Regions from separate parts of the Homo sapiens genome. Here region 1 is linked to region 2. A link is a loop called in an ENCODE intact Hi-C map of the cell type or tissue named here. Cell type or tissue: prostate gland. All regions are shown on one strand. Each heading gives the region's core, and the rest is flanking DNA. Links, peaks and the distances in the headings are about the cores only. Region 1 holds the start of PPIAP60 (peptidylprolyl isomerase A pseudogene 60). Region 2 overlaps GREB1 (growth regulating estrogen receptor binding 1).

Region 1 (16,149 bases), core at 5,312-13,311, 230 kb before region 2:
TTTACAGCAATTAAAATGCACTAAATAGCAAGTATGGAATGCTCAAACGCAAGTGAAAACAGCAAAACTTTAGCTGTGTGTTCCAAGATTTCAGACTAAAAGGAGAGAGTGAGGGCGGCTCTTTGTCATGTACCCCAGTGAGTACTCGCAACAGGGACAGCATCAGGTTTCTTTCTCCCTCGCTCGCACCAAGTCCCCACGTAGCATGACACTTTCAAATCAGCTAACCTGGTGTATGAAGCATGGCCAGTCCTCCACCCACCTCCCCAGAGTGGGCAGGCGGAAGGAGAAGAGGGGTGTTTTCCTCCCAGTGCTGCAAGAAAGGAGCAGCCGGGGATGACACTGGCTCCAGCAGGAGGTAGAGGGAGGAATCAAAGGCGGGTCACTACTCTTGGAACTCGGTGACAGAATCGTTTGGTCTCCGGCCCCGGCTGCCGGAAGCAGGGCGGGGTGGGGCAAGACCTCCCCCTCCCCACGGGCGGACGGGCACGGAGGGCTGGGCGGAGAGGGGATCTGAGGTGTGAGCTGCAACGAGCAAGCTCCCAGGCCCCGGCCACCTACCAGCAAGCTCTCCACGTTGATGGGGGAGCGAGGGTCTCGGATCAGCGCCTCCAGCTTCCTCTGGCGGCTCGCGCCTGCCCCGTCCCCCGGCGCGGTCTCGGGGGCGCCGGGCATTTTCCCCGTCGGCGGGGGCCGGCTCATGCCGCCACCGCTGGACCCGCACTCAGGCTCCTCGCGCTCAGGTCCCGCAGCCTCGGGGCCTAGCACCGCCCCCGAACCACCAGCTCCGGCCGGGACTCCACCCGGGCCCACCGCCTGCCTCTAGCTCCGGCTTCGGGTCTCCAAGGCGGTCCCCCGCCTGGGGGCTGCTCCCAGGGGCCCGCCCGGCCCAGCCCGGCCCAGCCCGGCCCGGCCCTGCCGGGAGCGGCGGGGAACAGACGGCGTCCCCGCCCCTCAGTCAGATTCGCGCCGCCGGTCCGCTGGTCCTCAGCGAGTGCCCGCAGGAGTCCTCGGGCGGGAGCAGGGAAGTGGCGCCGCCACCGCCGCGGCCCGGACCGCCCCGCCCTCTGGGGCCCCGGGAGGCTGAAGCCCAGGCCTGGGCCACTACGGCCGCCGCCGGCCCGCTGCCATGGTCGCCGCCGGCCGCCTTGCAGTCCCTCAGCCAGCTCCCGGCGCACACACTCCCGCGCGGCCGCCCGTCTCCGGCCGCGCGCCGCCGCTACCCACAAGCCCCTCCGCCCGCAGCCGCCGGCGCGCGTCCCCGCCGGCCCTGCGCGCGCTCCGCCCCGCCCCGCCCCGCGCACCGCGCTTCCTCCCTTTCTTTCCCTTCCTGCGTCTGTCCCGCTCCGCTTTCTCCTCTGCGCCCCTTCCTCGCCCGCCCTCGCCTCCTCCCCCTGGCGAGGTTCTCTGAGGCGAATAGCCGGGCGCGCGGTCACGGCCGAGCTCCTGCTGGGGGAGGGGAGACGCACCCAGGCCGGGTCCTTCCGCGCGCCCCCTGCCCCTCCCGCCGGACCCCGCGGACTACCCCGCGGCCCCGAGGCGGAACCCCAGACGCCGGGCCCAGCGCACCGTGCGCTGGGGGGGAGCCCGGCCGCGCCCCCCGCCGCGGCCCCCGCTGACTCAGCGCGCAGCTATGCGGGCCTCGCCTCACCCGCGCCCAAATAATAGCGACCGAGCTCGGCGCCCGCGAGGGGCCGCAGGGCCGGGGGTTTCGAGGCGAGCCTGAGAGGGGGCCCTGGGTGTCTGGGATTCCGAATTAGCGGAGGCGGGTGGAATCCTAGTCCTGGGGCAGGAGGGCCTGGGATCCTGAAAGCGTTTCTGCCCGGCTTAGACACTAACCACTTCAAGAGAACGGGAGAGCACCGGAAAAAGGCTTTCCAGCCGCAGGCCTTCGCGGGGTCTTCTCCTTTTGGGGGGCGGAAGAGGGGTGGTTATCGGGACCGTTCCGCCGCATTCCTGCCCTCTCGGCGGCCGGTGCCATCGCTTAGATCCGCCCAGGGCGCAATCCGAAAATTATGTGCCAAGAGCTATAAAACCGTTCATAGAGCCCCTTTGACCCAGTAAACCCATTTAAGGAAGTACATTTCCAAGGAAATGATCCAAAGGGCGAAGAAGGGGGAGAACTTGCAGAAAGATGTTAACAGCAGGGCTATTCACAATGTTCGTGATGACCAAAACCTGGGAATGGGCCCAGTTGTCCAACAATTGAGTAACCCAAACAGGCGCCTTCACATTAACAGCAAGAATCCTGGCAGGTATGCAGACTGTGTCAAACATGAAATTTTGGCAAGTACATGAGAAGGTATATTAGAAATAAATGAAACAAAAAAAATCGTTTGTACACACTAAAACTATGTAAAATGAGCAGCTATAAGAACCAGAGAATACAGTACTTCTTAAATAAATGGGATTTTTTTCTGTAAAGATACTTAAGAACAAATTAAATTTCAAAAAATGGAAAAACCACTCCGAAAAGCAACAATCTGATATCCATTAAGTAATAAGAATGTTAAGAACTGTCTCCCTGGCATGTCAGAGATAAACCCGAAGATAGGGTGAAGCCCCAGCCCTGTAAAAGTTGCATTTTGATCCAAACCATTGGATTAGTTGGAGCCTCTTCTTTGGTTTTAGGTTAGTTAAAACCACCCCTAGCTGGACTCATGCAGGAAGAGGCCCCGATGATCCATCCAATGCAGCTTTTCCCTTTCAGATAGTAACACTGACTTCACATCCAGAGAGTCCTTTAAGTCTGTGTATTGAGCTACTCATTCAGACCTCCACAGAGGCCACCAGGAGAACAGAGGGAGCTAGACACTCCCACTTATGCATTGGAGCAAAATAATGAGATAATCTATGATTATGGATTATTTTTCTGATGACAAAATAATATGCAAGGCAAAAGGAGCACTCTGTCTAGCGGGGCGTGGTGGCCTGTGCCTGTAGTCCCAGCTCCCCCTGAGGCTGAGTTGGAGGCCTCCTCCATTGAGCCCAGGAGGCCAAGGCTGCAGTGAGCTGTGATCACACCGCTGCACTCCAGCCTGGGCAACAGAGTGAGATTGTCTCAAAAAAAAAAAAAAAAAAACACTGTGGTTCTCAGTTTCCAAATTAATTTTGACTGGTTGTATATTTGTATGTAGCTTGGTGGAATAACAGGAAGCCATGGTCCAAATACCGAACATGAAAACCTTATTTTAAGAGTAGTGATCAACAAGATATATATCCTGGGCATGTTCTACATATACTTATTTATATAGACCAGAAAAAGCCATGGTACAGAAGATTTTTACCCAAGACCTATCCCATTGTCTACCTGGAAGAAGAGAAAATGAATCTGTTGATATGAGTTAAACCTTTTTGCAGGATGGGGTAAGGGTAAGGAGGAGGTTAGTACAACAATTCTTGTTTTCAAAAGTAATGCACAAATGCATTCTTGTAAAAGTTCAAACGAACCAGAAATATATGGAACATAATCTAAAATTTACTGTTCTGACTATATTTCCACATACATTCTTATATCACTCAAGGCCTTTGGCCATTCTCATACATATGTATTATAGATACATGTTACCTTTTCCCCACAGACATGAAATTATACCATATCATGGTGTTTGGCAACTTGGTTTTTTCCCTTCATTACTAATATGTCCTAGAGGCGTGTCCATGTCTATAGGCAGAGATCTGCTTCATTCCGCTTACCTGCTGTCCTCTACTCCCCAGTTTGGATGTGCCACACTGTAATTATTCTCTATTCGAGAGCATAGTGGTTAAGAAACAATTGCCAAAATCCTGCCCCAAACACACACTTGCCATGTGACCCTGAGCAAGTTACCTAACTCCTCTGTGTCTCGGGGTCCTCACAATATTTGTTATAAAGTGCTTAGAAATGTGCTGGCCCTCAATCAATGCTAGATATTATTAATATTTTCTCACTGTTAAAATGATCCATTGACATCCTCGTATCCTCATATTTGAATAGTATAGATTCCTAAAAGTGGAATTGTCATAACAAAGGGTAGGCATACTGTAAATACAGATGCTGCCAACCTGTTATTTATTTATTTATTGGAGGCAGGTTTACATTCTGTCCTTCAGGCTGGAGTGCAGTGGCACGAGAGATCTTGGCTCACTGCAACCTCCACCTCTAGGGCTCCAGCAGTCCTCCCACTTCAGCCTCCTGAGTAGCTGGAACTGCAAGCACACAACACCATGCCTGGCTAATTTTTGTATTTTTTGTAGAGACAGGATTTTGCCTTGTTGCCCAGGCTGTTCTCTAAGTCCTGAGCTCAAGCGATCCACTCACCTCAGCCTCCCAAAGTGCTGGGATTACAGGGGTGAGTCACAGAGCCGGGCCTCAACCTGGCCTTTAAAAAGACGCTACCCGTTTACATTCTCAGCGTGAGTAGAAGAAACTGCCCATGTCCCTTCACCTTTCCCAGTATTCAATATTATATTTTTAATTGTTGTCAATAAAATGGGCAAAAAACGCCATCTTGTTCTGACTTGTATTCCCTTAATTACTACTGAAGATAGGCATTTTGTCTATCTATTTCTTCTGCAATTACCTGTTTATATCTTTTATCCATTAGTTTTGTCTCTTTTTATTATTTATAAGAGCTCCTTATGTATTTTGGATATTCCTTTTTGTTATATTATAATAGAATATATTAAAATATGTTACAGTTTGTGAAGATTTTTTTCCAGTCTGTTGCTTGTCATTCAGTTTTGTTTTTTACCTGTTATGCGGTCAAATCGGTTGATATTGTCCTCTACAGCTTCTGGGTTCTGTATCTGTGTTAAGGAGGATTTCCAACCCAGTTTTTAGGTCACACAGAATACTGGAATTGCAACAGGTTATGAGGAAATGGCAGTTTCCTAATATTCTCAGCTCAGCTCATCCCAAATTAGCTGTGGAAGGGGGTTCCCTGGGCTTGCTGGTCTCCAAGGGAACTCCTGCTGTGACTCCTGTTGCCACGCGACTCGGGCCAGGGTTGACTGCTCCTTTCTAACAGAGTCCCCAGTGTGTCCTGAGCACAGTTGAGACAGGCAGGAACTTGGACAGAAACTTTTGTTCAATAGTAAGGAAGAACAATGGAAAAATAAACACGGAAAATACAGGGCATTTAACCAGGCTGGCCTATCAATGGATAAGGCTTGGATTGCACCATAACTGTTCATAGCTTGCTCTGCAGAACTTAGAAACTCCACTCCGTTTCATATGAATTTCTTTTCTCTGTCTCTTCATTCCCAATGGTCTATTTGACATCCACTACCCAGCAATGCCTTCCTAGCCCTCCTGATGCTTCCTCACCCAGACTGAGGGTCCAGGCCTCCTTCTTTTCTCTGAGATCCATCTCCTCAAGTTTCAGTTTTTTATTTGAGGAATCTGCCTCTTCCTCAAGAATTAATTCACCTTTCAGATGCAACTTTACCCTCTCCACCCATAGCTAGTGCTGGAAAAGGACCATTTTTGTCTTTTGACCATGTGGCTTTTGTAATTACTCTTTTAATTATAACTATTATTTTAAGGACTAACTATGTGCTAGGCAGCACGCTTTATAGAGATTATCTTAATTCTTGAAACAGCCTTTTGCTTACGGTAATATTACTATGCCCATTTTACAGGTGATGTAATGAGGACTCATATATATGCACATGGAGTGAATAAATGAATTAAGGAATGGATGGGTGAAAACAACGAACTGTGAATGGTCCAGCCATCACCAATAAGACACGTAACAACTTTTCCCATCTCGCTTCACGCTGCCAGGCAACGCAGGCTGGCATTGTTGTAGTGAGTTGCTTCTGTTCCACACAAGCCAGGATTTAATAACAGAATAAAGGAATGAACTCGCAATACAAAGGTGTCATTATCTTTGTAAACTCCTCTACTATAAAGGGTACAGGGTTTAATGGTTTATGAAATAGAGTTTCATCCTAAGTTTCATTCATGGTTCTGGTAATAATTCCCAGAGTGAATGAGAAAATTGCCGAACCCCTCTGTGAGTCAGTTGCCTCATACACAAAATAGAATTAATGAAGCTTGGTTGTCATTAAGGCTTCTTAAGATCTGCAGATGAAAGATACTGCATTCATCCAACACAAATTATTCACCAGTATACTATGAAAGACTCTCAGAAGAGAAAGCTCTGGTCACAGCTCAGAAGTGCACTTAGAAGTAAATGGTAAGTCACTGCAAAAATATGTACCGTGTAAATGTATATATTTGAGAATGGTGGTCCCGAGAAATGACTTGGAGGATCCTGGAAAACTAAGTTTGTTTCTGGCTCTGCCAGTTTGGCAGGGGACCTTGATGTCATACCTGGCAATCTCATTTTCCCCATTAGTGAAATAGAAGTGGCTCTGTGATGCTTTATGTGATTTTCCTGCTCAAAAACTTTCACTGGGTCTCCTATGATTGTGCGTGAAATCCTCAGCCTGGAATCTGGTCTTTCTACAGATGTCAACACCTCCCTTTTCAGACTTTTCTTCCAGTGTTCCTCTTCTCTTTTTCTCAAAATGGAACACCCTTGGCTGATTCCTCTTTGGTTAAGACGATTTCCACCCATGTGGAACGGCACCTCTCTGCCCCTCTCCACCTGTGAAGTCCCTACTCATCCCTCATGGAGGCCCCTCTTCCTTGAGTGAAGGCTTGATTCTTACTGGGTTCTAGATCCCCTTTAGCCTTTAACAAAATATTTAGCAAAGTGCTTGCCTCACATGCATGAGAAGAACAATATTTCCATTTCCCTTTCAATGCTTTTCACATCCAAAACCTTGGGTCTGTTGTTAGTCCAGAGTAAATTAGTAATTTCCCATTATTAACCATGAAGAATACTTTTCTACTATTCCACTCTCCAAAAGCTTCAGTTCAGCAAAACTATAAACTGTGTAGGATGTATCATTCACAGAAGTAACCATGCCATTCCCACCTCTGTGCCTTTGCTGGTGCTGTCCCACCTTCCCTAGCCTCTCCTCAGTCCTCTCCCCTCATGACCCACCCTGGAAGGCATTCTTCTCTCAGGCCAGTTTCCTATCTCCTGCTTTCCTTCTACATTCAATTTGAGCATCGTGCTTGCGGGTTCTGTGGTAGATACAAAAGGAACTGAGTATGGGTTCTTTCTACACAGAGTTTGCAGTCAAGAATTGTTGATGCAAGCTAGAAATAGTGGCGTATGCCTGTAGTCCTAGCTAACTGGGAGGCTGAGGCAAGAGAATCACTTGGGTCCAGGAGTCTGAGTTTAGCCTGGGCAACATAGTGAGACACCGTCCCTAAAAAGAAACAAAAAATGTTTAAGGAATTGTTGATTGAATAGATACTCAGTGTATTTTTAATGGTTGAATGGTTGAGTGAATGTATAAATGGAAAAACACAAATAATTTTAATTCAACAAACATAAGTGCCTGAAGAGATTCACAGATAACATACTGATGCAAGAGATGTCTTCCAGCAGGGGAATCAGGGAAAAGAGGTGACACGTGGTCTGGGTCCTTAAAAGTTAGCAGAGTTGGCCGGGCGCGGTGGCTCATGCCTATAATCCCAGCACTTTGGGAGGCCGAGGCGGCCGGATCACCTGAGGTCAGGAGTTCAAGACCAGCCTGGCCAACATGGCAAAACCCTGTCTCTACTGAAAATACAGAAATTGGCCGGGTGCAGTGGCTCAAGCCTGTAATCCCAGCACTTTGGGAGGCCAAGGCGGGTGGATCACCTGAAGTCGGGAGTTTAAGACCAGCCTGACCAACATGGAGAAACCCTGTCTCTACTAAAAATACAAAATTAGCCAGGCATGGCAACGCATGCCTGTAATCCTAGTTACTCGGGAAGGCTGAGGCAGGAGAATCACTTGAACCTGGGAGGTGGAGATTGTGGTGAGCCGAGATCACGCCATTGTACTCCAGCCTGGGCAACAAGAGCGAAACTCCGTCTCAAAACAAAAAAAAGAAAAGAAAAGAAAAAGAAAATACAAAAATTAGCTAGGTATGGTGGAGTGCGCCTATAATCTCAGCTACTCGGGAGGCTGAGGCAGGAGAATCACTTGAGCCCAGGAGGCGGTGGTTGCAGTAAGCTGAGATTGTGCCACTGCACTCCAGCCTGGGCAACAGAGTGAGACTCCATCTCAAAAAAAAAGAAAAGAAAAAAGAAATTAACAGAGTTGGCAGACACCACAGCCACCAGGAGCCCCATACTACCAGCCATGGTCAACCCCACTGTGTTCTTCGACATCAGTGTCAGTGGCAAGCCCTTGGGCCATGTCTCCTTCAGGATATTTGCAGACAAGCTTTCAAAGACAGCACAAAACTTTCGTGCTCTGAGCACTGGAGAGAAAGGACTTGATTATAAGGGTTCCTGCTTTCACAGAATTATTCCAGGGTTTATGTGTCAGGGTGGTGACTTCACGTACAATAATGGCACTGGTGGCAAGTCCCTCTATGGGGAGAAATTTGATGATGAGAACTTCATCCTGAAGCGTATACGTCCTGGCATCTTGTCCATGGCAAAAGCTGGACCCAACACGAATGGCTCCCAGTTTTTCATCTGCACTGCCAAGACTGAGTGGTTGATTGGCAAGCATGTGGTCTTTGGCAAGGTGAAAGAGGGCATGAATATTGTGGAGGCCATGGAGCCCTTTGGGTCCAGGAATGGCAAGACCAGCAAGAAGATCACCATTGCTGATTGTGGACAACTCTGGTAAGTTTGACCTGTGTTTTACCTTAACCACCAGACCATTCTTTCTGTAGGTCAGGAGAGTAGCCCTGTATTAGTCCATTTTTATGGGGATGATAAAGAAGACATACCTGAAACTGGGAACAAAAAGAGGTTTAATTGGACTTACAGTTCCACGTGGCTGGGGACACCTCAGAATCACGGTGGGAGGCAAAAGGCGCTTCTTACATGGTGGTGGCAAGAGAAAAATGAAGAAGAAGCAAAAGTGGAAACATTTGATAGAACCGTCAGATCTCATGAGACTTATTCACTGTCACGAGAATAGCACTAAAAAGACCAGCCCCCATGATTCAATTACCTCCCCGTAGGCCCCTCCCAAAACACGTGGGAATTCTGGGAGCTACAATTGAAGTTGAGATTTGAATGGGGACACAGACAAACCATATTGTCCCCTCCACCCCATTTGCTCACAGTATCCTATAACCTTTCTGTTCTCACTGCAGTTCCCTTTGGGTTCCATGTTTTCCTTATTCCCTTCCATGCCTAGCTGGATTGCAGAGTTAAGTTTATGATTATGAAATAAAAACTAAATAACAACAGCAACAAAAATTCAGCAGAGTTTGGAAACAGAAAGAGAGAACATTCCTCCAGGCAGAATGAGGCCAGGAGTGGGAAAGTAGGAAGTAAATAAAAGGAAAAATGAGTGATGACTAGGGAAAAGGGCATACAGGTGGTCAGAAAGAGGATGGGGGGTAGTCAGTGGAAAGCAGATGAGGGAAAGCCCAGGTCCTATACTAACTTGCAATGTGATGTCAAAGAAACTACCACAGTGCCGTCCTCCAGGACTCACTGCAGTTGCAAATGTTAACATAGGATACCATCCAAGGGCTTTCTGATCGCACCACCCTCTGCTACTGTCGCGCTATGTAGGCAGGCAGGTGGGAGGGAACCTTGCAGCAGTCATGGGCAAGATCGTGTGGAACTTGCGACACAGCAGAGAGGAAGAAAGCCAGTTTGGGGGATATTTTACTCATCCACAGGCCACCATTTGTAATTAGGTGGTATATGATCATGATTAATTAAAAACTTACAAAGCATACAAAGAAGAAAACTGTAGTTAAAGTGATTGATCATTAGAATACTGGGATACACTTAGTTTCCATAAAAGCCTGCCTTATTGCAAAATGAGGACCCACTTTAAACTTCCCGGCATTTAGAGTGGCATTTTGATGGCCACGGTTGCCTTTGTCATATTCCATTTGCCTTAAACAAAGTTGGAGCCTCCAAGAAGTGAGCATGGAAGAGGACAGTCCACCAAAAGTCAGAGCTGCAAGGCTGGGAGGGTGGGCTGGTCAAGGTCCTATCTCCGAACAGGCAGCGAGCAGTGGGGATGAGGCCACCTGCAATAGAGTCAGAGAAACATGGTTCCAGGCCTGTCTGTCCCTTTTTACCTCTGTGGCCTCAGGCAAATTAACTCACCTCTCTGAGCTTCAATTTCTCTTTTAGGATTCTGGTGAGGAACAAGTAAGAGAAGGCTCAGACAGCGTTCGGCCTATGGAAAGGTACTCCAGAAAGGCTGGCTCCTTCTCACCTGGCAGAAGCTGATAGGATTCCAGCTGTTGTTTCTTTCATTCATTCATTTTCTCATTTGTTTGTTCAACAAAGATATTTATATCCTGGTAATACAGTGAAGAACAACAGAGAAATAATCCCTGTTGGCCATTATCAAACTAATGATCTAATGGAGAGGGACAGATATTAAACAGCCACTTACTGGCTGTGTGACCTTGAGCAAGTCACAAACTGCTGAACTCTTCCCTACTGGTAAAAGCTACACCACAGACTTGATTTCTGCATTAAAATAAGAAAATGTATGTGAAGGGGCCATGCAAATATAGGACTGCGGGCACACTTCCGAAGTCTGTAACCTGCGACAACCCCCAGCTTGGGTTTGGGCATGGAAGAGGAGGGGAAGGGACCCATCAGGATGACCCCCAGGTCTCACTAAGCTCCATCGGTGAAGTAACAAGATTAGTTATTGTATCTAAATGCTGTGAATTTATTTTAAGGTAGATAAAGATGGATGAGTTTAAAAAAAAAAAAACCAGAAGCAAGTGGTAGGTTAGTTTGCATTGATTCTTTTGCCCTTTTCCAGAAGGGAGAAAGGGAGGGAAGGAGGGAGGAAGGCAGAAAGGGATGGAGGAAGGGAGGGAGGGAGAGAAGGGAGGGACAGGAAGGGAAGGGAAGGGAGGGGGGAGGGAGGGAGGGAGGTAGGAAGGAAGGAAGGAAGGAAGGAAATGTGCAACTACTACTACTCAGAAGCTGAATGCCAATGACCACTGTCTTCAGGTCTTTGGATTCTTATTGACATTCGCATGGATAGTGTTTAAACAGAGGGTGGGCTGTTATACACACAGTCATTGTTTGCTGTGGCCCAGCAGGATCTACAAGGGAAGGCCGTTCAAACCTCAACATTGATCACCCGGTGCAGAGGACGTGGCGGCCTCGTGTTTGAAGGAAAGTGGTAAACTTTGCTTTCATCAGCTCCGCCACAACCCTCAAAGAAATAGCCCTGAGACTCTGCAGGCCAGATGAGAGCTGAGAGCTCGGAAGAACTCAGTAGAGCAGAGATACTGTGGAAGTGAGACCCCAGCCCCAGAGCTTCATGCTATTGGAAGTGGTGGGAATTTCCAGAGCATCAGAGGCATCAGCCCTCGCGTAGAATCCCCACTCTCACTCCAAGACAAGAAAGTGACTTAGTGATGAGTGCAGGAGCACTCCCTTCTGGTGCCTCCAAGAATGAAAGCCGGCTGTCCTGGCTTTCTCTGTGGCCACATCCTTGGTATAAGGCAGAGTGGTATTTAGTGGACCTATTTACTAAACAACAAAATGGGGTGAATGCCTACCATGCATCAAGGACCAAGACTGGCACCAAGGGGAATGCCAAGATAAGAAAGGCAAGGTCTGGGCTGGGTGTGGTGGCTCACGCCTGTAATCCAAGCACTTTGGGAGGCCGAGGTGGGCAGATCACTTGAGGTCAGGAGTTCCGAGACCAGCCTGGCCAACATGGTGAAACATCATCTCCACTAAAAACACAATTAGCCAGGTGTGGTGGCAGGCACCTGTAATCCCAACTACTCAGGAGGCTGAGGCAGGGGAATCGCTTGAACCCAGGGGGCAGAAGTTTCAGTGAGCCAAGATCGTGCCACTGCATTCCAGCCTGAGTGACAGAGTAAAACTGTGTCTCAAAAAAAAAACAAACAAACAAACAATAAAAAGGCAAGGTCTGAGCTTCGTGATCTGGGGAGGGAAATGAGACATATGCACAGAGGCTGGCCAGGAGTGAGTGCGTGCTCAGTGTATTTATAGCCTGAACAAATGATTGAATGAATGAACAGAAGGACATAAGCACGAGCAAGCCACGTGGTACAGAAGAAAGAACACAGGCTTGTGGCATCCCAGCTCCCCCACTTCCAGCTGTGTATGAGTCTGGAGAGTTCCGCTAGCTTCTAGAGCCACTGTCCACCCTGCTCTGCGCCCCAGGGGCTGACCTCTATGGACTGCCTACTCTGGGCTCTCTGTGGTCTATCTTCTGGTTGAGCTCTGCCCAAAGGGAGAGCTGGAAAGAGATTGGGGGTGAGGACAGGGTTTTAACCCCCTAAATCCCTGGAAAGAGATTGGGGGTGAGGACAAGGTTTTAACCCCCTAAATCCCTGGAAAGAGATTGGGGGTGAGGACAGGGTTTCTTCCCCTCTGCCCCAGCTTGACCTCTGGCAGCAGCTCTGCACCTCAATCCCTGCAGCTCCGCGGACTGCATTCCATTGCTCACTGGGCCTCAGGGAGGTTATGTCCTCTCTCTGCCCTCCTGACCTCAGCTTCTCACTGTCGCTGGGGTCTCAGTGCCTCAACATTTCTTGTCTTCCTTTAATTCTGTCTACACCTCTGGAAAGAGCTCCTCTATGGAAACCATCTGAGTTAGTTCTATTTCCTGAAGAGACCCAACTTATTCAGTAAATTAGAGGCAATCACAGAACTCGTCATAGTCAGATTCCTCCACTATGAAATGGAAATAGTAGCAATACTTAGTATCTAGCACAGTTCAGTGCCTGGACATTGGCCCTCATACATGTTGGCTGCTTAAATTAGTGAATACCTGAATGAATTAATGGCTAAGAGGATTAATGATGATGTTAACATACAAGGTGTGAGAATATGGGTTTTTATAATTCTTACAAGTGGCAAATGAATGTAATAGTATCAACTTTCTTGATATTGTAAACTGGGCATGAGTCTGGAATCAGGAAAGCTAGCCCCATTCGTTTATTGTGTGATTTTGGGCAAATTATTTTCCCATTCTGTACCTCTGTTTTCTCCCCTATAAAACAAAAGGGCTGAAGGTAATAACCTGTAAGAACCCATCCGTCTTGGCCATCCTATCAAGTACTGAGCATTCAAGAGAACTGTACAATAATTTGCATTGGAGAAGCCAAGGAAGGCCTCAGGAAAGAAGCAGGAACTTGAAGAATAGAATAATAACTAGAATAGCGGAAGGATCTCCCAGGTGAGCAAGACTGGAGCAGGGGAAAGGTGGGAGAGGCCTGCCAATGCTGGTGACCATGAAGGACATCTGGCTGGATCAGAAGTTGGCTATGGGGACGTAAGAGGGAAAGGCTGGGGACATAGGCTAGGGACACATACGAAGGACCTTGACCACCAGGCCAAGAAACTCAAAGGACCCGCAAAAGGAAGGGTTCTGACTTCCTCAAGGCCCCAAAGCTAGCACAGAACTAGACTTGAGGTTTCCTCTGCTCAGCCCCGAGTTGATCAAGATCTGTCTCTTCAACTCCTGAGGGCAGCTGCCTTCTCCCTTTTGTGATTCCTTTCTTTGAAGGTCACTTGTCAAATGAGGGACGAGGGAAAATTTATTGAGTGAGGAAACCATTTGGTAAGGGATATTTTTGGCACAACAAGTCCTTGGCAAAGGACTTGTTCCTGTCATTATTCTCCTTATGTTTTAAAATCTGTTAGTTTGCCATAAAGTCAAAGGCAAGATCATCAAAAGAAAGTGATTCGCTTTTTTTTGATTACTGAAAAAAAGTGAATCTAGAAAAAATATGAGTCTTGAGCAACAATATTAATTGGAGGGTCCTGGACGTGAAGTCATAAGTATTTGAAAAAAAAATGATTAAAATTAACAATGAGAAAAATAATGCAAAACTACTGTAAGATAAGTGGAGTTATTTGAAAAATGTGTCCAGCTGTGTGAATTTAGGCAACTCCCTTCCCTTCTTGGGCCTCAGTTTCCCCATACGTCAAATAAAGGAGTTAAACACGAGGATGAGGTCTAGAAGCCTGTCCTGCCCCGACAGGGCCCATGGCTCCCATTTCACCACTCTTTTTCCTCTGTTGAGAACAGCATTCCTGGGAGGGCAGTTGCATCACTTTGGTGTCGGCTCCTCTGATCTCTGTCCCCTGTGTGGCCTCTCAGAGCACAGGGGCTGGAGAACTGAGGCAGCTGCTCAGCTCTGGCACTTTGTCCGGCTGCGGCCAGAGATGAAAGGATTCAGAGCCAGCCTGCAATAAAGCTGGGCCTCTGGGTAGAGGTCATCCAGACATGCCAGTCTCACTGCCACTGCTGGGAACAGGCCTCATCAAACCTGTCACAGATGCTCGCCAGGGGAGCCCCTCAACGCTTGTCCAGCCTCCAGTACACACCTTCAGGTCCCCACAGTGGTCATTCCAAGAGGCTCATCTGTGGTTTGTGTTATTCTCCAGCTCAAAGTGTTGGCAATGCTCCTGTGTTGAGCTACAGCAGTGTGTCCCTAAGAGACACCCATTCTGAGAGACACTCAGCTGCAGGAACACAGGTGTGGTCACTGAAGTTTGGAGAAGCAGCTTCTCTGTCTCTGTTTCCCTGACCTCCTTGCAGTGCACCAAGTCCTGCAGGAAAGAAACCTGTTTAGCCTCATCAAACCAAGCATATTTCCAAAATATAATCAACCAGAGGAGTTTTTATTTTTTTGGTTTAGTAACTCCAAGAAATGTCTCACACAAATACAGTTCCCAGTAATATGCCTTGGGAAACATGGCTCTCTGGGTGATATACTTTGTTTTTGTTGTTGTCGTTGTGTTTTGTTGTTGTTGTCATTGTGTTTTGTTGTTGTTGTTGTTGTTGTTTGTTTGTTTTTTTTTTTGAGACAGTCTTGCTCTGTTGCCCAGGCTGGAGCGCAGTGGTGCAATCTCAGCTCACTGCAACCTCTGCCTCCCAGGTTCAAGCGATTCTCCTGCCTCAGCCTCCCAGGTAGCTGGGAGTATAGGCATGCACCACCACGCCCGGCTAATTTTTGTATTTTTAGTAGAGATGGGTTTCACCATATTGGCCAGGCTATTCTTGAACTGCTGACCTCAAGTGATCTGCCTGCCTCAGTCTCCCAAAGTGCTGGGATTACAAGCATGAGCCATTGCACCCCGCCAAACCTTCTAGTGTTTAGGTAAGACTAGATCAGTCTGGTCCCTGGTAACTCTTGGCCTGTTTCTCATTACTTCCCTGTGCACCCTAAATTTCAGCTCCATTGAATGACTAGTTGGTAGCTGATGATTTGTATGAGTGAGAATGTTGCAAAAATATAAACCTGGAGAAAGAAAAAGAAAAAAAAAAGGAAAAGGAAAACGGGGCCTTAAGCAAGCATATTACCTGAAGGATCCTAGGCTTCCAGTCAAAAGAGCCAGAAAAGTCAAAGTATACTAATTATTTGCTCACTTTTTTATTGTCAATAAACTAGGCATTTCCCTCCTTTCAGGCCTTTCCTTTTGCTGTTTCCTCAGTCTAGAAATTTCCCTCCTTTCTTTCTTTCTTTTTTTTTTTTTTTGAGATGGAGTTTCACTCTGTCATCAGGCTGGAGTGCAATGGCACAATCTTGGCTCACTGCAATCTCTGCCTCCTGGGTTCAAGCAATTCTCCTGCCTCAGCCTCCCGAGTAGCTGGGATTATAGGTGCCCGCCACCACGCCCAGCTAATTTTTGTATTTTTAGTAGAGACAGGGTTTCGCCATGTTGTCCAGGATGGTCTCCATCTCCTGACCTTGTAATCCACCTGCCTCGGCCTCCCAAAGTGCTGGAACTACAGGTGTGAGCCACCGCACATGGCCTCCCTCCTTTCTTTACTTATGAAAACGTACTTATCTTTTAAAGGTTTACTTAAATGCCACCTCTGCTGTGAGCCCATCCCAAATTCCATGTAAGAGTCTATTACTCATTACTCTGTGCTCCCATTGCACTTCCCATGGACTTTTATTAGAGTATTTTCATTCTCCTTTCCCTGATGTGCATAAAATAGCTATGAATTATTGGCCTCCTCTGTGCCACTATTAGGTTATAGGCAAACGGCATACTGGCTAAAAAATAAATAAAGACAGTTTCTGTTCTCTGTGCTTTCAGGTCCCCTCCCCTCACTGAGAGCTTCTTGGATCCTGTCCTGGGAACTTTCT
Region 2 (16,149 bases), core at 2,998-10,997:
CACATCACGGGCAAAAGGCCAGGCCTATGAAATGGAAAATGCTCCTTTGCGTTACGGGCGTTAAGCTGGTTGACAGTGACAGTCTAATTGGATGGGATGTTTAAAAGTCGACAGAGGGCCAGTTGTGGTGGCTCACGCCTGTAATCCCAGCACTTAGGGAGGCTGAGGTGAGGGGATCACTTGAGGTCAGGAGTTCAAGACCAGCCTGGCCAACACAGTGACACCCTTCTCTACTGAAAATACAAAAGTTAGCCGGCCATGGTGGTGCCCGCCTGTAATCCCAGCTACTCGGGAGGCTGAGGCAGGAGAATCACTTGAACCTGGGAGGTGGAGGTTGCAGTGAGCTGAGATGGTGCCACTGCACTCCAGCCTGGGCAGCAGAGCACGACTCCATCTCAAAACAAACAAACAAACAAACGAACAAAAAAAAAACGTTGACAGAGGGCCAGAGTGTGCATTACCTCCTATGGCAAGTATTTGGGGCAGTGGTTCTCATCTCCCCAGATTGAGTGGTTCATCCAAGTGATCCTCAACCATGGGTGACTTTTGTCCCCTAGGGAACGTGTGGCCATAACTCAAGACAAGTTTGATTGTCATGACTGGATGGTGCCACCAGCATCTGGGGTAGGGACCAGGGTATGGCCGAATATTCTGCAGTGCACAGGACGGCCCCGAGCACAAAGAAGCCCCCTGCAAATGTCACTGGTGCCAAGGCTGAGAACCTGACTTAAGACAGCTTGGCTTGAACAATGCCCCACCCAAGCCCCTGAACCCTAAACTATGGCCAGAAAGACCAGCTTCACGTTGCTGGTCTCTGAAGAAGTGATTGGGATGCAGCTTTCAGAAATGTTGGGAGCAGGCTGCCCTCCCACCCTTCTTTGTCTCAGCTTTGCCCTTCATGGCCACAGTCAGCAACGCAGGGTGAGGAGGAGGCTGGATCCTCAGCGGCCTGCCATGGGTGGAGGGCAAGTCTGGGGTGTGAGGTGTCCCTCCCTTGTCTGTGTTTGTTCCCATCTTGTCTTCCGGACGCTCCCGGGCAGGTCCTGGGAGTAGAAGGAAGAGGCCTTAGGCTGGGTGGCTCTGGGCACGCCCCCCTCACACCCGACTCTTCCTTCCTCTCTGCTTTTCTTGTTTTGTTCAGTAAATGCCTCCTGAGCCCCTACTACTTGCCAGTCATTTCTCAGGCCCAGAGGCTGCAGTGGTTCTGCCCCGTGTGGGACCAGTTCACCGTCTTTGATCACCTGCTGGGTCCAAGCACCTCAGAGGTTCCCCACCTCACTGGCCGCTGGGGATGGCCTTTCCCAGAGGAGGAAATAAGGGTGGAAGATGGTATCATTTCTTTATCTTCAAGTAACACTCTCGTCTATGGCTACGGGTAGCTGTAGGGTGACTTATTTGTGTAATTTTTCCCTTTCTTCTAAATACTCACCATTGCTCCCACTCTTGACAACCAGAGCTGCCCCTTGGCACGTAGCCACAAGTAGAGAGTCGCACCCCTGCCCTGGCTTCACGCTGAAACAAAGACCAGGATGTGGTGGCAGCTTGTGTGGCTGTCTCCATAGCTCACTGTCCTGTAGGACACGTTCCACTCCAGGAACTCATTTCGTAGTTGTTGGAGAAGAGCGAGTTGGTTTTCACGTGTGCACCTTGCCCCCTTAGAGTTTAGAAGCCGGCAGATCCCCGCCAGTACTTGTTCCAGTTCCCTCTTCCCAGCCCTGGAGAGCACGGCTGCCTTCCCCAGCGAGCCCGTTCCTGGGACGAACCCCAGCATCCTGATGGGAGCTCAGCAGGCAGGTGAGGTGGTGGAGACACACCAGAGCTGCTAAACCCACAGAGCTGGCACTGTCTCCGATGTGTCCGGTTGACTATGCCGTCAAGCATTCTTCAAAATAAATCAGGGGGCTGTTATCTTTTTCTATAACACCTTTACTTTCATCTTGAATTTGTAATACTTTTCAACAAAGAATGCTAGGTTTTTCATTGGGAGTTTCTTTCTTCCTGTTTGATATGAAGTGGGATCCCCTGGTGGGGACATATGCAGGATCCCTCTGCAGCACCCCCCACCCCAACCCCCGCACAGCATAGAGCTCTCTATGTAAAGATGCTGAGTCAGGGTTTGAATGAATTGCTAGAAGGGGTGGAAAAGACCAGATTGCTGCCATTCACCCCGTGCTCAGCACTCCCCAGCTCCATGAATGCCTTGAAGTCCAACAACCACGCTGTGAGCAGGCGTCAGTTTCCACATTTTACTGATTGGGAAGGTGAGGCTCATTGAGGCTGGGTGCTTGCCTAGGACCTCGTGGGCCGGAGGAGGTGGAGGCAAGAGGTGACATTAGATGTGAACCCTGACGTACATGCTTGGCACTTCACCATGTTGCACAGACTTCCTAAGCATGGCGATTGTTATCACGGTGGACACCAGCCTTCCCGAGGACGCAGGAAGGTCGCTGGTTGTTTTCATGCCTCCTGCCCAGAGGGTCTGTAGAGGCACATTGGCCCTGGGAGGGAGCCAGTGCCCTTGTACCCACCTGGCCCATCCATCGCCTGGGCAGGGGACTGGGATGTACTCTCCTCCAGAGGCCCAGAGCTCCTCACTGCTTCCCCATGCCCAGGCCCCCAGTGCCTCTGCCATCATGGCCTGGAGAGCCTGCTGTTTTTGCTGTCAGGGTGCCTGGGTGTAAGCTCCAGTGCTGCTACCTTTTAGCTGAGTGATTTGGGGCAACTCAAAACCTCTGAACCTCCATTTCCTCATCTGTAAAGTTGGGCAAATCTCTTCTGTCTAATTTGTAGGGCAATTGTAAGAATTAAATAAGGCGATAGTATGAGCAAGTACTCCAAGCGTGTTACACACCAGGCACTGTTCCAGGCACTTTCTTCTGCTAACTCATGTCATTCTCACAGTGGCTCTGAGTTGCTACAGTGACCACCCCCATTTTCTAGATGAGAACACTGAGGCATAGGGAGGTTAAGTAAGTGTCCAGGGTTACACAGCTGGGAGGTGGTGGAACTGGCTCAAACACATGTCATCTGGCTTCAGAGCCAGCCTCTTAAACCCACAGGAAACATTCAGTGCTACTCCTGACCCGAGCTCTTTCCAGACCATTCTGGCTGACATGAGCAACTTAAGCAGTTCCGTCAGCCCCAGGAGACCAGAAGCCATGATTGTCCCCAGAATTACCCTTAGACCTGGGGAGTCCTGGGCCCTATGAACAGCCTGCGCCCAGGTAGCTGCAAACCCGACTGCTCTCCTGGACTCCAGATGTATTAGTCCATTTTCATACTGCTATGAAGACATTCCCAAGACTGAGTAATTTATAAAGAAAGTGGTTTAATGGACTCACAGTTCTACATGGCTGTGGAGGCCTCACAATCATGGCAAAAGGCAAAGGAGAAGCAAAGGCACGTCTTACATGATGGCAGTCAAGAGAGCATGTGCAGGGGAACTGCCCTTTATAAAACCATCAGGTCTCGTGAGACTTCTTCACTATCACGAGAACAGTATGGGGGAAACCACCCCCATGATTCAATTACCTCCCGCCAGGTCCCTCCCACGACACAGGGGGATTATGGGAGCTGCAATTCAAAGTGGAATTTGGGCGGGGACACAGCCAAACCGTATCAACCAGAGGTCTTGAGAGAGAAGGTAGAAGGAAGCAGAACAGTTTCAGGTGTGGTCCTGGAATTCAGGAAGTCCCCCGGTCCTTCTTTAACTCAGGCTGTGTGTCCAATGGGGTGTGAGCAGGAGGGTGCATGTTCCTGGGAGTGCATGTATATAGGCATGTGTTTGTGCATGTGTATGTGTGTACATGTTTGTGCATGTGTATCCTTGTGTGTAGGCAGAAGTGTGTATGTGTGTACACGTGCATGGGGGTGTGTGTGTGTATGCATGTGTCTGCATGTATCTTCTCAGTGTAGCAGAATCACTGTTGGGCATTCTGACCTCCTGATGAGACTTGCTGGGGAAAAGCTAGTTTGTGAAACTGCAAGGAAAATGATTTCCTCCTTGCCTGGCTCCCAGGGCATTCTTGTGAACTGACCCTCCTCTTTGCCTTCTATCTGTTTTCAGGACCAGCTTCTGATCACCCCTCACTAAACGCAGCAATGGGTCCGGCTGTTTTCAACGGCAAAGATTCCCCGAAGTGCCAACAACTGGCAAAGAATAACCTGTTGGCCCTGCCGCGACCATCGGCTTTAGGTAGCTCTGCCTGTCCTGGCCGTCCTGGGGATCCTGCTCTTCTTTGGGCCAAGGCCAGAGGGGGCATGGGAGCTGCTGGGCTGGGGCCGCTGAGCCTCCTGGAGTCTGATGTGGCTTCCATGAGAGTCAGGCCAGGACCACAGGTGCCTCCTGAGTCCGTGGGTCTGGGCCCAGGCCCTGGTGCTCTATGAGTGACACTTGGGAGTTACCGTATGTGCCAAGGAGCAGTGAGACACCTGTGGTAATGGCGAGTGACCTGTCCTATGGGCTGCACAGCTGGAGGATGGTAGAATTTTGGAGCAATAGTGGGCAGTGTGTTGTTGGGGAAGAACATGGGCTTCTGAATCAGAAAAATATGAATTCAAAACCTACCGCTGTCTCTTGTTAGTCAGGGGACCTTGGCCAAGTCTCAATAAATGTTTCTTCATCTGGAGATGAGAATTCTGCTCCAAGGGTTGTTAAGAGGGATGAGGTGCTGTATGAAAGGTCAGAGCACATCTGGCAGCTCACTAATCGGTACCGGCTGTTCTCATCCAAATCAGCCTCATTGCTGAGGCTCGTCTGCTCAGGGAAGGCTTCCTGGAGGAGGTGATAACTGAGCTGCAACTTAGAAGCTGGGGAAGCATCATGTAGAGATGGAAAGGGACAAAGGGAGCAAAGAGGGAATGAGGAGGTGAGGATATGGATGAGAGGGGTGAGTGAAGGGGCTGAGCAGACCTCCTGCCAGAGGAGGGTTTGAGGGAGCTGTGAACGGGCGGAGCAACCTGGGGACCTGCTCGTGGACTCCCAGTCCAGTGCTCTCCCCACCATGCTCATCTGGAGCCACATCATAAGCCATTCTCGTCTTTCTTTCCTCCATCATGCACTCAGCTAAATTGGATTTGAAGATCTAAGACATCAAACTGGAGGAGCCCTTAGAAACCATCTAGGCCAGCGCTGTTTTACAGAGGAGGAGACAGAGGTCCAGAGAGGCAAGGCAGGTCTCCATGCTCCCACTCCACTGTGCTGGTGGAGGATCTCCCTGGTGAAAATCTTGTGAATTGTCTAACTCTTCACTGAAGGGGCAAAGGTAGTTTCTGAACAGAATCCGAGGCCTCCCAACCAGCACCTCCATCCTGGAGTCCGAAACCCACAGCAGCCAAGACCCAGGCAGTAGCTGAGTCCCGTCCTCCGCAGCAGCCTAGCCCCAGGCAGCCTCTGCTTTCATCCAGGGACTGCTGCTTCTCTGCCGGTGCTGCATTTGGGGGCAACCCTGTGGCTGCAGAGCTGGACCTCTGGGGATGAGGATGCTGGGGATGCCACGCTGCTGCGGCCTCCCTTCTGGGCTGTCTGTGGACCCCCAGCCTCCACCCTGAACAGCAGGGAGATGAGGGCCTCCTTCAGCCCGGGAACCTGGGAAGGTGGCCTTGGGAAGCCTTCTGTGTGGGACTGACTGTATTTTCCTTGCCATGCTCCGTGGAGGGGTGTGGGAGATGGAGCTCCTCCAAATTGCCTAGGGGAACACGAGCCGTTCCAGAATCTGGCTCCAGCCCACCTGCCGAACCTCATTCCCTGCTATTTTGGCTACCCTGGGCAGTTGAGCTCCCCCACCCCCATGGCCCCATCCTCCTGTCTCCATGCTCTGTGCCTGCGTCCCGGCTCTGGGCTGCTCTCTCCACCCGCCTATTAAATCGCCTTTCTGAGGTTAGTTCAGGGGGCACCTGCTCTGTGCAGGAGGGCCCCCTGTGAGCTCACGGGGCTCCCAGCCGTCCCAGGCTCAGTCCCGCAGCCACATGTGGCCATCGGGGCCTCGGCGCTGTGCAGTTCCCGAGGGCAGCGCCTTGGTCATGTGCATCTTGGAGCCGCTGGTACCAGCTGCTGGGGAGCTCCGCCAGAGGGCATGACGCTGGCTGGGTTGAGTTGCGTTGAGCACAGCTGAAGTGTCGGAGTTCCTGGGCCTTCTCCTCTGCTCTGGGGAGAGAGCTCAAAATCAATTTTTAAGAAACTGCGTCTAATACCACATGGAGTTTACTGAAGCCTAGAGTCCTGTCACTCACTGGTTCGCAATGGAGAAGTGCTGCCCCCTGGGGGCGGGGGTAGGAAATGTTCTGGTAAAGGATGGATTTGTTGTCCCAGGCCCAGGGTCTTACTGGCATTTGGTGCTGGGACAGAGCGGGCAGGATGCACAATGTCCCGCACCAAACAGGCTACATAATGAGTCATCTCCAAAAAATGCCAAATAGTACCTCCCCAAGAGACATTTTGAGAAATAGTTGATCCACATTGGTACCATGGGAGCAGTTCCTGGTGACATCATTTGGGAAGAGCTCACGGGCTTAGGGTCTATTTAGAACTATTTATAGGGTTATCTTCCCAAAGTGAGAAAACATCTGCGTCTCTTCAATCCTTACTGAGATCCAATTCCAAGCCCTGTCCCCTTTGGTCGTTCAGTAGAGCTTTTAGAGGAGCTGGCTGCTTAGCCTCTGTGGGGGGTCTCCCATCGCAATTGGGGACAGATGTTTGCAGAGTCTAAGGCCTCATCCCTGCAAACAGGAAGGAGGAAAGCAGCAGCTGCGTCAGTGGTTGTTGGGAGGGCCAAAGGAGCCCACGGCTTTGAAAGCTCTTTGTAAACAAAGTACTTTATGCTTTTAACTTTTTGTTTACTTTCAGTCAGTCAAATGAAGTGATAATTTTTTTTTTGTTTACTCTTGAGAGACTCTAAAGCAATGATTCTCACCCTGCAGCGTGCTTAAAAATTACCAGGCTGGTCGGGTGCATTGGCTCACACCTATAATCTCGGCACTTTGGGAGGCTGAGCAGGCGGATCACCTGAGGTCAGGAGTTTGAGACCAGCCTGACCAACACGGTGAAACCCTGTCTCTACTAAAAATACAAAAATTGGCCGGGTGTGGTGGTGCGCGCTTGTAATCCCAGCTACTCGGGAGACTGAGGCAGGAGAATCGCTTGAACTCAGGAGGCAGAGGTTGCAGTGAGCTGAGGCCGCGCCACTGCACTCCAGCCTGGGCAACAAGAGCGAGACTCTGTCTCGAAAAAAAAAATCACCAGGCTGGCTTACAAAGGATGGTGTTTTTTTACTGTCGTTTCCAGAGATGTGATTCTGGAGGTCAAGGCAGGGCCCAGGGACACACAGGTTTAATAGGCCCATGGGGGTTCTGTGCAGTGCCTCGGGTCACACCTGGAGAACCGTTGCTCTGATTGGTATTTCTCCACCCGGGCTGTGCGTTAGAATCAAGAAGAAGCGTTGAGATATTGGGATGCCTGGGTCCTGCTCCCATGCTGGGCTTCTGGTTTACTTGGGATGAGATTGCATCCAGACAGAGTTTTAAAAGTTTCCCGGTTGAGTTTAATGTACAGTTGAAGTTGAGACATGAATCTCTGCATGTAGGGGAAATTTTGTGTCTGGTTAGTCAAGAAACTATGGAAACCAATTCTTGATATTTTGAACCATTCACGAAGATAGTTTGAGTCATGAGCATGCTGTTGTCTAGAGTGGGCGGGGATGACTCATTGGAGTGGATGCGCTGCTCTGTACTTGATTTTTTTGAGTCTGAAATTAGCTTTCCAGGCTGGGGCAGGGAGGGGAGCACAGGTGGATCAGTACTGCCCCCAAGCGGTGGAGCTGTGGTGGTGGATCAAATACTGCTGCCGCCTGTCTGCACAAACATATTTCTCTCTTCCAGCCCTTCAGAAGTGTATTGGAATATGTCGATAACAATAATGATGGTAGTGAAGATGATGATGATGTGGGTAATTCTGGCTACCTTATTGGGTCCAAGCTCCCCACAATTCGTTGCACAAAGCACTCTACATACATTCTCTTTAGTCCTGATCAAACCACCTTTCAGAGTAGGATTTAGTGTCCTATTTTAAAGATGAAGGAGCTCGGGCTCAGAGAGAGATCGTTTAGACACACACACAACTTTGGAATGAAACATTTACAGCCGGGCGCGGTGGCGCGTGCCTGTAGTCCCAGCTACTTGGGAGGCTGAGGCTGGAGGATCGCTTGAGTCCAGGAGTTCTGGGCTGTAGTGCGCTATGCCGATCGGGTGTCCGCACTAAGTTTGGCATCAATATGGTGACCTCCCGGGAGTGGAGGACCACCAGGTTGCCTAAGGAGGGGTGAACCGGTCCAGGTCGGAATGAAACATTTACAAAAATTGACATTTCCTTATGCATAGATATTTCACTAGGTCCTTAAAACCCACGTGAATCTGTGATTAGAAAAAAAAAAACAAAACAAAACAGATCATTGTTCTCCAAACCAAGGGTAAATTTTATTGGAGCCCTGTCCTGGTGATAGCCTAATCCACACTCTGAATATTGTCTAGGTATCTTGTCAAACTCCGGGCCCCCCAAAAAACGCCACAAAGGGTGGTCTCCAGAATCTCCATCAGCTCCAGATGGTGGCTGCCCCCAAGGTGGTGGGAACAGAGCTAAGTATGGTAAGTGATGGCAGCCTTGCCCAGAATTCCAGACTTGGGTACTGGTGGTAGTGCTGCTGCCAGTTGTGTGTATGTGTGCGTGTGTGCGTGCGCACGAGTGTGAATGTGCGTGTGTACTGATGAGGGAGTTCTAAGGAGGCAGAGTTTGGTGTGACAAAAGACCTCTTTCTCACATGTTAAAATTGCTTTGCAAGGTCTAGGATCCGTGTATGATAGTGAGTTCTCTGATCCTTGAGAAATTTTAAAAGGGGCTATTTATGACTTGGCAGGGATATCGAAGAGGAGACTGAACTACTGGGGGAAGGATGGGCGGAATGAACTTAAAGGTGCCGTTGACCTTAGGAATCTGTGACTCTAAGAGTTTGGTGCTCCTGTAATCAGGGACGTTGGTCAGAGGGTAGCAGATTTGCTGGCTGGCCTGATGTCAGGTATGTGAGAGGTGGATGCCTTGTCTGATGTTTTCACTAATATTCTTGGGTGTTCCTAGAGAGCGCAGGCATGTCCTGCGTGCCGCAGGTTGGCTTGGTGGGACCAGCTTCAGTCACCTTTCCAGTGGTGGCCTCTGGAGAACCAGTGTCTGTTCCTGACAACTTGCTGAAAATATGCAAGGCCAAGCCAGTGATATTTAAAGGCAAGTACAGCAGTGCACCGAGTCGTGGGGATGGGAGAACCTAAAGGAAGGCATGAGAAACAGGCAAAAGCGAGACCTCATCCCGGTCTGACTCCAAGGGTATCCTCCTGAGACAAACCTAAAATGCTTTCCAGGGCAAGGAAAGAACAAGGCAGAGCCAGTCACTAGCTCAGCCCCTGATCAGATGCCAAGAATGATGGAGCTTGTCACAACTTTCCACAGTGGGTCCAGGTGAAATGATTCCCTGCCATGAAGTCTATTTGCCTGTTCACTCATTCTTTCCTTCGTTTGCTCAGCTTCATTGAGCTTCTGCCGTGGTCCCAGACCCGGTGCTGAGTGCCGAAGATTAGGAAAAAACAAATCACTCCCTGGCTGCAGGAGCTCCGCTCTGGTGGGTTGTCTCCTGTTATCACCCACGCCACTAGTATTTTTTGACTATGAAATCTACTTTGGTTGGGCAAAGATAGCCGTGGTCACCACTGTAGAAGCATCAAACAAAATTAGATTTGATCTGTTTTGTGCAGTGGGCTAACGTACGCTACGTGGGGGTAGACTTTTGGCTCAGCTGAAGAAATCTCTTTGATGAAGCTGGGGATGTTGCAATGGGAAACCCTGGGGGGATTCAGCAGGGCTTGGCTGGTGATATGTAGGCACCAGAATGGCTGGCACATGGCAACACACACATACATACACGCGTGGGCACGGCACACACACACCGTGCACGCAGGCCCCTCTTAAATACGTTATTATTGCATTTGGTATCATGCTTGTAGATAGAGTAGAGAGGATTGTAGGAAAGTGAGAGAAGCACCCTACTGTTAATTAAGAAATAAGAAAGAGCATGTCTTTTTCCTAAAACACAAAAACTGGACGGGGTATTCAGGAAGTAGAGTGCAACTCTGAGTTTCGACCTTAGCATGACGCAGGACCAATGACCGAGGCAGTTCCACTGGGCCCCACTGTCTACCTCAAATGAAGACCAACATTCTTTCAGTCATGTTGTGTGTGTTTTTTTACGTGGCCATGGCGTGTCTGTGGTAGGCCCGAAGACCACGGTGCTCAGGAAACAGAGCTAGGACAGGGTGCAGGGCTTGGAGGTGCAGGCAGGGCGTCACCTGCTTCTGCTTTGAGCCAGGAACCTCGGAAAAGAAAGCCCAGCAAGTCTACGTCTCACACGAGCAATCTCAGAATAGAGACTGTCCTCTCGGTTCTCAGGCGTGCTCTGCTCCCTCCGCTGCCTCTCTGTTTACACTGCACCCCTCGCTGTAAAGCCCTCGTCTCCCGGACTCCTGCTCCCCACAGCCATATGTCCAAGCCCTCCTGAGGCCTTAAGACTCAGCTCTGTGCCTTCTCCATGAAGTTGTCTTAGATTCCCTTTCCTCTGCCCCCCTTGTCACTTCTCTGTCCCTCTTTTATGACAAATGTCACATACTTGCCTTTATAGCAACTCTTTACCTTGCCTCTTGCCCACTGCAGTATTTGTAAATGGTGCTACCCAAATGGTAGCCCTTGGTCCGGCAGAACCTGCATCGCCCCGGAGCTTATGAGAGGCGTGAATTCATGGACCCATCCTGGAATCAGAATCAGGCCCCACTTCTGCATCAGAAGCCCTGGGTGGCACCAGCAAGTGTTTGGCAAGCCCTTGAGAAGCAGTGTCTTTGAGAACGTGACCTGTGCCCCAGGCACCAGCTTTACTCCCCGAGCCCAGCAGGACATCTGCATATAACACACAGCCGAAGTCAGAAAATATATTTTTGGTGACTAAATGGAGTACCTGGAGTACAAGATAACACACACACACACACACACACACACACACACACACACACACACACACGCCACCTTTGGGAGCTCAGCAGCCCCGAGAGGATTTGATAGCTTCACCGCTTCACCTGGTTTTACAAATGCGGAGACTGAGGTTTAGGGCAGTTAAGCTTCTTGCTTAGCATCATGTAGGTAAAGAATGGTGGAAAGATATTTGAACCCGACCTGGGCAATTCCACCTCTGAGGGCTGTCCTCAGAATGAATCTTCTGATGGGCTGGGCACGGTGGCTCACGCCTGTAATCCCAGAACTTTGAGAGGCCGAGGCGGGTAGATCACTTTAGGTCAGAAGTTCAAGATCAGCCTGGGCAACATGGTGAAACCTTGTCTCTACTAAAAATACAAAAATTGGCCGGGTGTGGTGGTGATGCGCACCTGTCATCCCAGCTACTCGGGAGGCTGAGGTGGGAGAATCACTTGAACTTGGGAGGCAGAGGTTGTGGTGAGCCGAGATCACGCCACTGCACTCCAGCCCGGGGACAGAGCAAGACACTGTCTCAAAAAAAAAAAAAGAATGACTCAGTCTTCTGGTCTCTGTGGTGATATATTGTCCCAACTCACCTTGCCAGACAGCCCTGGGAGAATGCAGGGCAGAATCCTCCCTGCTTGGAGTCAGGGAGGCAAGACCTGGCAGGCAGCACCCAGTGAAGCTCTGGAAGGTGCTCTGCCCACAAGGTGTCCCATTGGTGGTGCTGGAGGAGTGACAGGTGGCGGCTGCTTGGCTCTGGGCAAGTCCCTCCCTCCAGCCCCCTCACTTGTAAAAAATAAGAGGATTGGACGAAATGAACCAGCAAGTGGCACAGCCCCATTGGTTAGAAAAGGTGACTCCTCTCATCCTAGGCTCCAGGAGGGTGAGCAGGTGCACTCAATGAGCAAGGCTTCCCAGGACAGGGCACTCGAGGGACCTGGCGCAGCTCACCTATCTCCTTCAGTGCCCTCACCCCCAGAGAACCCACATGTATGGGACCGTAAGCTGTGCACAAGACTGGGTGCCAAGTCGCTGCTGTTCCTCTGCAGGCCATGGGAACTTCCCTTACCTCTGTGGGAACCTGAATGACGTCGTGGTCAGCCCCCTCTTGTACACGTGCTACCAGAATTCCCAGTCTGTCTCACGGGCATACGAGCAGTACGGCGCCTCTGCCATCCAGCCCATCTCCGAGGAGATGCAGCTCCTGCTTACCGTCTACTACCTGGTCCAGCTGGGTGAGTCACCTCCACCTCCTGGCCCAGTGGCAGGGAGTGGCCACAGCCCGAGCACAGACCTGGCCTCGGCCCTCGTGGGGGCTGACTTGGGCTGCTGGAATTGAAATACATGGGGAGAGCTTATGGCTTCACTGGCGGGACGTCATGAAGTCACTGTGGGCGTCCCCACACTGGGGGGCTGAAAGTAGGTTGAGGTTGATGGAGACATTTCCAGAACTCTTTATCTGCCATTCTAGGCACAGGGATACAGCAGGGAATTGAGCAAAGACCCTGTCCTTGAGGCGATTCTAGTCTTAGTGGGAGAGAGAAGCAATAAACCAGTGGAAAACAGGCAGGTAAAGATGGGTGCATGCATTAGTGTGTGTTTGTATGGGGTCAGTTTAGGTCATGAAGAAAGGCCTCTGTGAATAGGAGACCTGGACCCTGAGAAGGATTCAGCCTTGTGATGATCTGAGGAATGAGGACAGGTGGGGCCCTGGGGAGAGAGGGAGGCCAGGTGAGTGCTGTGAGGTGGAGGAGCAGTGAGTGTCCCAGTCGCTGGAGAGGCCAGCGTAGCTGTAGCAGAGAGAGGGTGTGAGTGAGAGGTGTGGTCAGAGGGGGCCGGCTCCGGTCAAGGGTGTGATTCTATGTAGACACATTGAGAAGCCATTGGAGTATTTTTAGACAGGGGATGGAGGTGATCTGATTTTCACTTTAAAAACGCCACCCTGGCGGCTATGTGGAGTCAGATGGGGCAGACGCAGTGGCGGAAATGGAGAAAGAGTCAGTTGTTGCCTATTAAAGGCACACAGTGGCTTGAGCCACTGAAGGTGGCAGCAGTGAGCTGGAGGGGCTATTCTGAAGGTAAGGCCGGCTGGAAATGCCTTTGAAGGGGGTGGGAGCAGATGGGGCCTGGGTTTCAGCCTGAGCAGCCAGGTGAATGGTGGCAATGAACCTGAGTTCTGTCTTGGCGTGAGTTTGTACAAGATGCCCACGAGACAGTCAAGTCGCCTGTGTTCATTTGCATGGACAGGCCTTGAGTCCCAGGAGAGGTGGAGGCTCTAGGTATACATTTAAGACACACTGGCTTACAGATGACTTATATTAAAGCCGTGAGACCAGCTGCGGGTGGCTACGAGGAGAGGAAAGTGCCAAGGTTTGGGCCTGGGGACCTCCAATCTTCAGAGATCCAGAGGAGGCGACTGAGATGGAATGGGTGGGAAGGAAGGAAAGGACAGTGGAGAATCTGGGAAACCCAGCATTGTCGCTCTTTCTCATAGTCCCCACCTGTCCATCAGTAAGCACGGCTTCATCCTGAATCCAGCCTCGCTCACCCTCTCTGTGGCTGCCGCCTCACCGGGGCACCATTCTTGCCCTGTTCCCCACATCCCTGAGAACTTGGACTCCGATTGCATCTCTTCCCTGCTCAGAGCCCTGCCGCGGCTTCCCATCAGTCGCTCACTCCACCCCTTCCCGGGGGCCCAGCCTGCCTCCTGGTCCCACCTGCTTGCTCTGTCCCAGCCCACTGTCCCCCTCAGCAATCTTGGTCCCACCTGGGCATCCCACACTTGCTGTTCCTTCCCTGTGGCATGCTCTTGCCAAAGACATTTGTGTGGCTTGCTCCCTTATGTCCTTCAGGTTTTGGGTCACTCATCATCTCCTCAGCAAGACCTTCTTGTTACTGTGTGTAAGACAGCTCCCACCCTCCGGGCCCCTATCCTATGCCCTTTATCTTTAGGCACCAGGAATTAGGGTCTGTGATTGTTCCCTTTAAGTGTGTCTCCCCCAGCTAGGGTGTAAGCTCCATGAGGCCAGGCATGGTGAGTGAGTCCTTTTCCCGATGTCCCATAGCATCTGAAGCTGAAGTCAACAGTCTGCCAACCTATATTGAGGGAATAGTTGAGGAATGGGTGAATGTTGATAAGAAGCAGTGAAAAAAAGCATTCCCAAGGAGAGGGGCTGATCCCAAGGAGAGGGGCTGATCAACTGTGCCAGTGTGGCCGGGAGTTGAGTGGAGGGAAGACTGGACCCTGACCATTGGGTTTGGCCATGGGAAGCGGCTGGCAACCTTGATGATGATGTATGTGAAGATTGGAGATAAAAGTCATATTGGAGTGGGTTAGAGAGATTGGAGGTGAAGAGACAGTATGGCCCGTGCAGACAGCTCTGGGTAGGGGTTAGTTCTGGAAGGAGATGTGGACTCAAAGGAAAGTTTTTAAAGATGAGAGAGATAACGGCTAATCTAATTAAATTCTAATTTGATTAGCTAATTCAAGTAGTGAATTCTGATTAAATGCATCCAATCAAAGAGGGAGATATAAGCTAATTTAATCAAATTCTGGCACGGCCCACAGAGCAGGTGTCATGAACCCCGTGTTATGCATCAGGAAACCATGGGAGATAGCTCAGGGCCGCACAGCTGGTGCTGGGTAGAGCTGGGCTGGAACCCACCTTCTAAATGGAAGCCTGACGCACTTTCTTCCAGCACATCAAATACGAAATCCGGACGTATAAACCAGACAATTCATAAAAGAGAAAATACCAGAAGGAAACAAATATTGAAAAGTATTCAGTCTCACTCATCATCAAAGACATGCAAATCACAAATCAAGTCATCTTTTTCTGAATTAATAACCCAAATGATGGTACCCAGTGGTGCTTAGGTGCGGTAAAACCAGCGCTTGTCCGATGCACCGTTCGCGTGGTAAACTGACGCATTCAGGCTCTTGGGAAGCAATCTGATGATATGTAGTAGCTGGTTCTGTAAATCCACCTTTGAGAATTTAGGCGAAGGAAGTAACGTTCTATATGTCAAGATGTGCATTGCAGAGGGATTTATAAAGGTGAATATTTGGAAGAAATAAGAGAATCCACAATAGAGACCTTGCTAAGTAAACGGTGGTGCTCACGTATGATGGGACATTATGGACACACTAACAGCACTCTTTATGTTGGCTGAAAATGGCACTGAAACTGATGATAGGGTCATGGTTAAGGAAAGAATGCAAGACCCAAAGTTTATACTGACAATCATTGCAGCTATTTGTAAGGACAGTTTTAATACTAATTCCAGCAATACATGTTTTTATTCCCTGTCCTGGAGTAGGAGAAAGCCTATATTCCCAGGCTGAATGTTCTACACATTTACCACTGTATATGCACATAGGGACAGTGTAACCTGTCTATACCACCGTAGTTCCAGTCCTAACTTTCTGAATTCTGTTTAAAGACCTTCTCTAACAAGCTATGGGAATTTGGCTTCCTACTTTTTTTTTTCTTTTTTTTTTTTTTTTAACAACAGCAGTGTTTTGGGTGATAATTCTGGATTGATACTTATTCCTTTTTCTGGGTTTTGTTGGCTTTTTGAAAAATTGTCTTTCCAACTTATAATTGGTGAGTGGCTTGGTAGCAAAGTAAGATTTTTTTTTTTTTTTTTAAAAAGAGGACAGAAAAATTGAACTGCAGCTTGAGGACATATTCTTTTTTCCTACTTTGTCATTGAAAATTGAGGAATCACGTTTAACTGTTTTAGGTGTGTGTGGCCAAAGAGTGAGCAAGGACTATGTTTCTGGATTGTCAAAGAGGATGCTTAATCTTAAAAATAAAGATAAATGTACAAATCATCTTATAATTAAAAAAAAACTTTCATATGGAAAAAAAGACTGAGAAATACACGTAAATAGCGTGGCTCTGTTAGGACGGTGGTGAGATTGTGGCGGATTTTATGCCCTCCCCTCGTGCTCCAGCCATCTGTGATACGATTTCACAGTAATAACTTAGGTGGGTACTTTCACATCACTGCACCCGTGCGTCCCCGGATGCCGCTGGCATTTGTGGCAGGCCCTCCGCCCGCATTGTGTTGCAGCCGCGGACCAG

The links. A loop is a pair of places that touch in the nucleus more often than their neighbours do. Peaks named below come from ENCODE experiments on the same cell type or tissue, not always from the same donor. Only the 100,000 strongest peaks of a DNase experiment are listed, where the experiment ranks them.
Region 1: a loop joins it to region 2, with 3 times the contacts of the local background. A loop is called at or near these places in 2 of 110 quality-filtered maps.

Annotation. Positions count from the first base shown.
Region 1 is chr2:11,343,435-11,359,583 of GRCh38, forward strand. PPIAP60 (peptidylprolyl isomerase A pseudogene 60) reads left to right here and starts at 8,193. Exons shown (of 4, transcript XM_047446546.1): 1 at 8,193-8,686; 2 at 10,169-10,175. The coding sequence starts at 8,193. It overlaps LOC124907733 (a long non-coding RNA gene), which reads left to right and starts at 2,078. Exons shown (of 2, transcript XR_007086216.1): 1 at 2,078-2,255; 2 at 5,623-5,854. ROCK2 (Rho associated coiled-coil containing protein kinase 2) reads right to left here and starts at 1,202. Exons shown (of 33, transcript NM_004850.5): 1 at 562-1,202. The coding sequence starts at 702. RefSeq lists silencers at 517-1,246, 1,387-1,456, 1,527-1,686, 13,389-13,683. In prostate gland, for the core only: no CTCF peak of the experiment used is centred there; a DNase peak (open chromatin) is centred at 9,547.
Region 2 is chr2:11,576,638-11,592,786 of GRCh38, forward strand. It overlaps GREB1 (growth regulating estrogen receptor binding 1), which reads left to right. Exons shown (of 33, transcript NM_014668.4): 6 at 1,660-1,794; 7 at 4,067-4,195; 8 at 8,524-8,637; 9 at 9,125-9,268; 10 at 12,109-12,294; 11 at 16,139-16,149. It also overlaps the pseudogene RN7SL674P. Among named protein-coding and RNA genes, the nearest start is that of MIR4429, 44 kb to the left of the region's middle. RefSeq lists enhancers at 1,710-2,345, 2,346-2,981, 6,106-6,400 and a silencer at 7,779-7,868. In prostate gland, for the core only: CTCF peaks have their summits at 6,271 (motif pointing left) and 7,817 (motif pointing left); DNase peaks (open chromatin) are centred at 6,030, 6,264 and 7,774; H3K27ac peaks cover 4,018 bases.